Regions from separate parts of the Homo sapiens genome. Here region 1 is linked to region 2. Evidence: chromatin contacts called from ENCODE Hi-C or POLR2A ChIA-PET data. All regions are on one chromosome and are shown on one strand. The core of a region is the stretch at or near the end of the contact, and the rest is flanking DNA. Distances in the headings are between cores, read along the strand shown.

Evidence for each region. Hi-C counts contacts between places; a loop is a spot of excess contacts on that map. ChIA-PET counts read pairs that join two places held with the same protein, here RNA polymerase II (POLR2A). Pooled maps may share reads with other maps.
Region 1: a loop to region 2 is called in a pooled map, with 4 times the contacts of the local background. The contact joins the promoter of EFHD2-AS1 here to the enhancer-like site in region 2. A Hi-C loop is called at or near these places in 1 of 37 single-sample maps with no recorded cell type and 8 of 50 pooled maps. POLR2A ChIA-PET finds 5 or more read pairs at or near these places in 1 of 52 experiments (GM10248).

What each region holds. Positions count from the first base shown.
Region 1 is chr1:15,409,438-15,414,008 of GRCh38, reverse strand. It overlaps EFHD2-AS1 (EFHD2 antisense RNA 1), which reads left to right and starts at 1,641. Exons shown (of 4, transcript NR_183705.1): 1 at 1,641-2,103. EFHD2 (EF-hand domain family member D2) reads right to left here and starts at 4,121. Exons shown (of 4, transcript NM_024329.6): 1 at 3,730-4,121. The coding sequence starts at 4,037. RefSeq lists silencers at 2,210-2,259, 3,874-4,473 and an enhancer at 3,499-4,361.
Region 2 is chr1:13,729,566-13,734,263 of GRCh38, reverse strand. PRDM2 (PR/SET domain 2) reads right to left here. Exons shown (of 10, transcript NM_001393986.1): 3 at 3,147-3,264; 4 at 1,382-1,485. Among named protein-coding and RNA genes, the nearest start is that of PRDM2, 32 kb to the right of the region's middle. RefSeq lists enhancers at 2,754-2,843, 3,064-3,123, 3,184-3,493. Within about 2 kb of position 3,208, at least 17 of the 41 ENCODE cell types and tissues checked have a DNase peak (open chromatin) inside an H3K27ac peak, as active enhancers do.

The DNA.
Region 1 (4,571 bases), core at 392-2,891, 1.7 Mb before region 2:
GGGCCATTCTCTTTGCCTCTCTGACAGGAGGGTTCCAGAGCCAGCCCTGGAGGAGCAAAGAGAGGGAGGGAGCAGCTGGGGGATCAGAGATGCTGGACGTAGCCTGAGGCCGCACGGAGACGGGGATGGAGAGTCCTGGCTGCGAGGGCCAGGGAGACGCAGAGCCTCCTTGTGCCTGGCACTGGCCCAGAACTCTAAGTGTGTCATGTCCTCGGAGCCCCACCCTGAGACACCGGGACCACTCTCCTCATCATACAAGGTTTCAGCCTCACTGAGAACCTCTCCGTAACCCCGAGCAAGTCACCGCCACATCTTTCTGGGTCTTGGTTCCCTCTTCTGTCAAATGGGGAGAGGGGTTGGAGTCAACCCTTCAGGTCTCTCTCAGGAGGAACCTGAATGACTCTAGGTGTGAGACCAGTGATGGCTGACAGTCTGTCTATCTTCCCCCATCCCCTCTCTTCCCCCTCGATCTCCAGCCTCAGGAAGTACCTGCTGAATCAACACGGAGGGGTGGACCAGAAGGCCCTGGAAGGCAGTTCCAATATCCAGAAGGGCTCAGGACCCCTCAGACATACGCAGGTCAGGGCTGAAGGACCTTTGGGGGTCATGAGGGATAGCCTGCCCCTTTTACAGGTGGGTAGACTGAGGCCCAGGGAGGACAAGCAGACTAGGATGGAAGCCCAGGTTCCTCGCTCCTGGCCCCCAAGGAAAGGCTGGCTCCCATTCTCCTGCTGACCTCATGGTCTCCTGCCTCCTGCTCTAGTGACTGGCTTCCCAGGAGGGCAGGCTCCCCTCCTCTCTGCCCTCTGCTCTCCCCAGAGCCCTGGCTCTGATGCCCTGGCTTTGATCCTAGGACCCTGCTTGGACCCAGGAGGCTGCAGCCCCACTCGGACAGCGGAAGCAGAACGGGGGTTTGTCTTCCACGAGAGCCCGTCTGTTGGCGGCGGGGTTGGGCTCGGTTGGCACAGTGAAGCGTTGTTTCCTTGAATACACAATCTGCAGCTTTCCACCCTCACCCGGGCCCTGGCAGGCAGCACTTGCTTCCCTAGAGGTCCAGCTTCCTGGCCCCTGCCTGCCCCATCAGCCCTCCTAGAACCCTGGCAAGAAGTGCAGGTGCCAAGGGGTAGCTTGGAGGGGTCCAGCTCCCCTCAGTCGCCCTCAGAGTACCTCTCATCAAACTAGACCAGAAACAGCCTATGTAAAAAAAAGTGAGTTTGCTGCGCAAATGAAGCTTCCAGACTGTTCCCTCAGCTGCATGCCACTTCCAACCACACTGCAGCCTCCCAAGTCCCGCTCATTTGAAGTGTCTGGGTTCTCCCAGAACAGCTCCATCTTTGTTTTGGTGGCCAGTGGCAGGGAAGCTGTGGAAGCCCAGGAGAAGGCAGGCTCTGGGGGAAAGGAGAGACGGGGGCTGGGGTTGGGGACATGAATGGACAATCCGCCACGAACACGGAAGCGGGTGTTGGAGAAGGTTTTCCAACATGAAAGTAGATGTCTGTGATGGGAAACCCGGAAGGGGAAGAGCCCGGGATTTGGAGTCACAGACCTGGGTTTCAGTCCTGGCTCTATCATTTTCTAGCTGTGTGGTCTTGGCGAGTTATTTAACACCCTTTGTCTGCACAAAGGTGACGAAGAGCTCTGTGTCACAGGGCTGTTTGAGGGACCTGGTGAGCGCCTCAGCACTATCAGCACAGGGATCTCCGTGGTGTCTGAATCAGCTCTGCACTGCCCGATGGGGGCAGTGACAGACAGTGATCCATACCCACCCCTGCGTCTGCCCACCCAGGAGCATTCACGTTACTCTTCCAGGAATCCTGGAAATCCTGCTCTCCCAATCTCGCCAGTCTTCTGCTGGGAAGAAACTTTAGAAGAACTCCAACCAAACACCGTGGAGCCAAGGACGTGGGCGCCCTGGGACTTTCTTGAAGAGGTTCTGGGCCCTGGGACTTTCTCAAAGAGGTTCAGAGGGGCCGGGGGTCAAGGACTTGATTTTCCCCCAGAAGGACCTTGGGAAAGTATGGGACTCCTCAGCCACCCGCAACTGGGAACCAGAAATCCTTCCCCCTGCCTTGGGGCCAAATGCAGAAGCTGCTGCAAGCTGTGGTGAGTAGGGTCAGAGCCTTTCTCAAACAGTGCAGTTGCAAAACGCCCCTTCCTGGGCTTCCGGCTTGATGTTGGGGCACTGACAGCTGCATGTGGCTGAGGCTGACACCCCTGGTCTGCCCCCACCTCCTGCCCAGCCAAGCGGGAGCCGGCCTTGCCGCATCCCTCCCTCAGCCCTGGGCTGCCTGTGCCAGGTGGGGCTAGACCTCCTGGCTCACCCCCAAGACTCAGCCTCAGGCCAGTTCTATCCCCTTCCAGAACCACTCCAGACCAGCACCCAGATCGTGGAACGAGGCTGTTCCCTCTCCAGGAGCCAGGGGCAGGGGGACAGGGAACAGGAGGTGGGGAAAGCTACCAAAGGGAGGGGCACTGGCACCTTCCCCATCCCCTGGGCACACACATGGCTGGGAGAGAGTGGCTGTGCATCTTAGACCCAACAGAGTGGGACCCAGGGATGGGCCGGAGGGAGCTGGGCCCTCTCTCCCTAGCCCCTCCACAGAGACATTAAGATTGTTTTTGTGGGGGGACAGGGGGATGAGCCCACACGCCTGGGGGTGCCCATCCACCCTGGTGAGGGCACACAGTGTGGATCTGATGGAATAAAGGGTAGGGGTGGGGGTAACAGGGCAAGTCACATAGGAAGGGGCCCCTTTTGACCAGGGTGGGTGTGGGACATGGGGGGTCCCTGTGGGGAGGGAAGGGGATATACGGAGTGGGGAGGAGAGATGGGGGGCCTTGCGACAGAAGCAGGGGAGCGGTGACTGCAAGCTGCTGGGTGCACGGGGGTGGGGCGGGCAGGAGCGGGAGGGAGGCCTTCCAAACCCGGAGGGGACTCGGCCCACAGGGACGACTGGAGTGAGGTTTACACCAGAGGGGCAACAGGGGCCGAGGGGTCCCTTCCTAAGGAGACCACTTGTGAGTGAAGGATTTGGGTCCTGGCTAATGAGTGGGTGGGGATGGAAAGGGCAAGTCTTTGCCCCCAGTTTGCTGGTAGACGCTAAGTAACTGGAGAGGAAGTTGGGGGGATCCCTGCCCAGAACCCACCTTGAGGGAGACCTGAGATCGCAGAGGAAACGAAAAGACCTTAAGGGAGGGAATGTGGTTGGCATGTGGTGTCGAGGGGCACTGGGGTGGGTATCTTTGGCCAGCGTGTGTTGGGGTGGGGGTGGGGAACGCGAGTAGCTGGGATCGGGGAAGGAAGGCCGCTGGGTCCTCAGCCTCGGTGTGTGCGGTGTGGGGTGGTGGAGAAGCCCCACTAACAGCGCGGAGGGCCCGGGACCCACACGTGTGGTGGTGGGGGTGGGGCTCGCGGGGCCTGGCGATTATCTGGAAGGAAGCCTGGGGTCCCCCACTCTGTGGACGCGTCTATGGTGTACCGGAGGCAGCACAAATACGAGTCTCCGCCGCGTGCCAGGGGCCGGGGGTCCCCCAGACTAACGTGCGCGGTGAGATGCCGGGTCTCGATCTGGAAGGGGCCGCCGGGTCCCCAACCCCGGTGCGTCTGGGTTCGGGGAAGCTTGGCTGACGGCAGGCTCCCGGGGCGGAGCGGGATCCGGGGATCGGGGGGTTCGGGGCCCGAGACCGGGTCGCGGGGCGGGCGGGGGGCCGGGTCGCGCGGGCACTTACTGCTTGAACATCTTCTCCATGTCCTTGATCTGCTTCCTGGAGAACTCCTTGAACTCGGTGTAGGGGTTGAAGACGCGGCGGCTGGGCGACTGGGGCTCGCCGATGCCCTGGTTGAGGTCTGCGCGCCGCAGCAGCTTGGCGCTCAGCTCGCAGTCCGCGCTGCCCAGCGCCTCGGCCGCCTCGTCGGGTGCCCCCGCCGCCGCCGCCGCTGCCCCGTTCAGCCCGGGCTGCTCCGGGGTCTCGCCGCCGCCCTCGCCCTCCATCTGCAGCCGCCGGCTCAGCTTGGTGGCCAGCTCGTCCGTGGCCATGGTGGCCCGCGCGGCACTCGCCTTGGCCGGGCCCCTGCTCTCAGCGCAGCGCCGCCGGCCGCGCTCTTCCTCTTCCTGACACTCCCCGGGCCAGGCACCGCCCCCGAAGGTGGGACTTGGGCCCTGGCGGGGACCGCGCGCCCCGCCCCCGCCCCCGGGCCCGCGCGGCGTGCGCGTGATCGCTCCCGGCCGCCGGGGGTCGAGTGTACTCTGCGCGCCCCGCCCGCCGTCGTCTGCCCCCCGCGAGGCTGGGGAGCGCGGCCGAAAGCCATGCCCCTCTTCGTGCCCACTGTAGCAGCTGAGCGGGAGGGGTCCTGCTGGGGGCCGGGGCCGGGCGGGAAAGAAGAGGGCTCCTCCCCCGCGGCTTGGGTGAGGAGCGGGGCTTGCCGGGGGGCGGGGAAGCGAGGGGGGGCGCCGCCCCACCCCCTTCTCCGGAATCCCCACGCCGTGAAGTCATAATCCTGTGTCTGTGACACCCTGTCGGTTGCTATGGAAACGACTCGCTGTTAAACACTGGCGTTCTCAATGAGGGTT
Region 2 (4,698 bases), core at 1,959-4,458:
TTTTTAATCATGCAGGCATTATCTTTAGTAATTCACATTTTTTGGCCGGGCAGTTTTTCTACAAATACAGAACTCTTACACCTCAAAAGTGGTGAAATAACAGAATGCAATGACTCTTGTGGTAAATCCTCATTTCCTAAGACACCCCCCGTTAATAGTCAGAAGATACATTATAACAAATTCATAAGAAACAAATAACTCAAAATTATTGGGAGAAACTGTCAGATTTTTCAAGTTGGGAAACAGCTTAGAGCATAAAGAAAAATAGCAGCATACTTCAACCATACAAATGCCACAGAACTTCTTGATGAAAAGTGTCCACACACTTCCTAGCCATACTTTATTTTTAGGCTTTTCTATGTTAATGTGTGAAAAAACAGATGTGATTCAGTTTCAGACAATCTGACAGGAATGCTTTTTCTCATCATCCAAAAACTTAACTTGTTTTGAAAAGGAGTCACACCATGGAGCTCCTTTAAGAACTCAGGGGGGCTTCCAGGGGGCACTGACTTGAACTAAATTCATCACAAATGCTGAATTCCTACGCAATACCCCAGGGAACAACAAAAGCAACAACGACAAATTTTATCTTCACAACTATCCTAGGAGATATCTTCTATCTCTATTTTTTTAATTGAGGGTTTTCTAGCCCAGAGGCTATGTCCCCTGCTGCAAGTCACGAAGCTAGAGGTAGGATTTGAACTCAGGCAATGCAATGAAAACCTTAACTGCCTCCCAGTGAGGCAGGAGAGATGCATTCTAGTTCTGCATCTACAGGCCTCCCGGGTGGAGCCCCCCAGGGAAGGAGAGCTCAGCTCTGTCTCCTGACTGCTTCTCCTCTCAAAGGAGTGTGCAGATGCCCTGCTGTCTTCCAGAATTGCTGGGAAAACATGAAATTAATAGATGAAAAACTCCTGAAAAATTACAAGCTCTATATATGTGCCATATGCTAAATATATCCAACTGAATATCCTAGCAACATAGAAATTACTTTCTAAAATATAGAGAAGAACCTAACAGTGCTTTCTTTGCAGCCACCATAGAGTGTCTTTTATGGGGTTTATGTGGCGGCCTGTGAAGTGACAAACCATCAAACAGGAAGTCACGGTCTTAGTTGCAAAGCAAAACACCCTGGACACGGCAATGTAAAACATGGATTTGACATTTATTGTTGAGGACAGCCAAGCAGTTTCAAAATACAAAAGCATATATAAATAGCAGTCTGTATCCAGGGAAACACATTTTCTCTTTAATAAAAATATTCTTGACTTTAAAGAACACATTAAAATGATTGTTTTAAATTCAAAATGTCAAATTCTGAGAGAACAGAATAATTATTTCATAAAACTCTGAAAAACAAAGAATCAGAATTACTTCTTACCTCCCACATGTATACATTATTCTTAACCTGAGATCTTTTTTTCTTATCACCAACAAATGGCCCAAATTTTTTGCCTTTTAAAATTGGTTTAGTGGCCCAGACACCTAGAAAATAAAATCAGTATTTTTATAATGTATCATGGTTATTTTAAAGATTGAAACCATTAAAATCGCTTAAGTTTCACAAAACAGTTAAAAGGCTAGACTGCCTAAATCAAGCTAATGTTAAAATAGCCTGAGATCAAGTTAAATTAAGTCAAGTCCTCAATGGGGATTTTTATTTTTCTTCTTTATACTCTTCTGTTCTATAAAGAACCTATATTGTTTTACGATTAGAAAAAAATGTTTTATATACTTTTAAAATGTTTTACATGTAACACTACCCGTACAGTAGGATCACAAATACTTGAATAACACAGTCACAACAACTGAAGAGAAAAAATATTGGAATGGAGTGAAACTACAACTGATTTTTGAACTCCTCTGTCTGCTTGTTTATAAAGTTCAAATTGTCTCTAATGAACATGACTTGTTCTTATAAAGGGTTAGAAATATAGTTTTATGAATAAATAGTTTTGAAGTTCATTTGCTTTAAAGTAGAAAACCCTTTCCTGCCTAACTAAGCTTCCTGAAAACTTAGCTACTGGAACGGCTCACTTTTCAGAGTTTCTAACAGCCAAAATAGCTGTTCATCCACAGTATTCTTAGGGTTGTTTCTATTTACTATGCACTGACCATAACGGAAAGCGATATAATGAGCAAGCAGACAGTAAAATGGCAGGAGTCTGGCCCAGCAGTCAACAGCATCACTTTAGATCGGTTCCCTCACCTTTTGGCTTCAGTTTCCTCATATACAGAATGGGGGGTAAAGGCTGGGCCAGTCCTATCCTGCTAGGATGTACAAATTCCACTTCTCTGTAAGTCCGCTATGTAAGTCAACAATCAGTTGAGCTATAAAATCAACCACTTTCATTTGAACAATATGTTCAAACTGCTCAATGAATAAGTTTCCAATGAGAATTTTTAAAAGCATGTATTAAAATTTTTTCATACATATGTACATATAAATTGGGATATCGGAAGTACATCTAAAAAAAAGAAACAGGGATATAAATATGATATATTCCAAGACTGTATTTTGACTAAAGTTTTACAATTTACTTCCTTAGCTTCTGTCTAAAGATTAGGCCACATAAAAACCAAACACACACGCGCCTGGTTTGTGTTCAAGGAGAAATCCCAGCCAGAAGAATTTAGATACACTCACAGCATGTCATTCATTCAAGTATCTACTGAGGGTCCACAAAGTATCTGGTACTGGAGGCACAAAGATACATAAGAAATAAAGGCACTCACAAGCAATAACAGAGCCAAGTGTAAAAATATTACAAAACAATGAAGTGAATATAATGGTACAATCATGCTCCTCATGGTGAAATCAGAGAGAAGGGAACAACACGTTCTGTGGGGTGAGGCTCAGCAGGGAGACTCAGAGGAGGAGGACACTCAGGCAAGAGGGATGGGACCTACGTGTGTGTGTGTGTGTTTGTGTGTGTGTCTGTTTGTGTGTTCCTGGTTTTATTTTTACAACCCATGTCCAACCTGGATTCTTGACTAGAAAATGCATCAACACCATATAATCTTCTAAGTCAAGGGTAAATTGCTGCTTTTATGGTGCGCTCCCTACCTGACATGCCCCTGCAGGAAGCCTCACTGCCACCTGCTCTTTACTGCCTGACTTGCTCCGTGACAGGAGGAGCACTCACCAATCCGGGTCTTGTCAACAGCAGAAGGGAAAAGCCTCACTTCCTCCGGAAGTCCTCGCAGCACATGTTCGGGTACCTCAGCCAGGGTCTCGGTGGCCGCCACAGGCTCAGTAGTGTTCTGCAAGTCAAGAAATGGAAGGATCACAGCAAAAGAAAGAAAACTCAAATCATGGGTTTTTTTTTTTTTCTGGTTCAATAAGCAAGTATGCAAAAATGTAACCGAAACCTGAAGCTGGCAAGACAGACCAAAACGATGATGTCAAGCATTTGAGGAGCTGCTTTGATGCTTGTTTGTAACTGTCCAAAGGAAACCACTGCAACCTTCAAGCATGTCTGTGTTACTCTATTTTGTTCCAGCCACCTGTGGCCATTTCCAAAATATGATAATCTCTGCCACCATACTGCTTTAAACACAAATAGAATCTGGCAGCAAAATATAGCATAAGCTTACTTCTAAATCAAAGGCTACCATCAGTACCTTAGCACATTTAAAAAATAAAAACCAACACTGCCCACTTCAATGAATGCTTTCAGCACACACCACAAAGGCTACTGGGGCCCTCCAACCCTGCCCCATCCATGTTGCCCTCCAGCAACAACCCCTAACTGGATGGGGCTTGAATATTCCACCCCAAAACACGACAACTTATTGTGGTCCCTTACTGCAAGTGCCACCTTTCCAGGAAACAGTAATTTACCACTGTTTACCAAGTCACTAAACAGCAAAGTCACCAGGATATCACAGAGTTGCTAAGAAACAGAGAATTTTTTTAAATTATTTATCAAAGTTTAGGCTGGAATTCATCATAATCTTAAGAAAAGATTACTATTAGATATGTATGTAAGGAAGGGAGAGATTTGAGCCAACTGGGAGAATATGACTGTTATTTTCTCATTAACTTTCAAATCAAAGGAACACCAAGGGTCTAGTAACCAGTACACCATATATCCTACGGAGCTGATGTGCACATCACGGCACTGCTAAGAATGATAGGCTTTGTAGTCTGAGTGTGTTTCATTTCACTGCACAGGGAAACACTTCTCCAGGACTTTTAAATGAACCAACACAGGCAAAAGTAAACCCCAAACAAAAAAGATTAATTTTTCCCACAACCAGGAAGCTCTTGTCGTCTTCAAGAATATATGTACCAAGAAAAGAATATCATCCAAACTGGCATACTCTCAGCATTTCAATTTTTGGCTTATTAATTATCAACAGTCTACTTCAAGAGAAATAAATCTCACAGTCATTATAAACATGGTCATCTACTCTCTGGCCTGCTTCAAGCTCGAGAGCCCAAGAGAGGGCATCTAGAGACAGGTTTGTCTCTCGTGCAGAGCCGAGCCAACTGAGCCTCCATTTCAGACACACAAATGCTTTGTTCCTGCTTGATTTACACCTTTGTCCCAACAATATCCCTGAAACATTTTCCAAAACATAAGATAGCCAATTAGCCCCAGAAAATGGTCTTATGGTATTTTTAATTAGCTAAAGTGTGAATAAATTAACCATAGACATTTTTCACTTCTAAATATAGTGTCCCCATTTTTA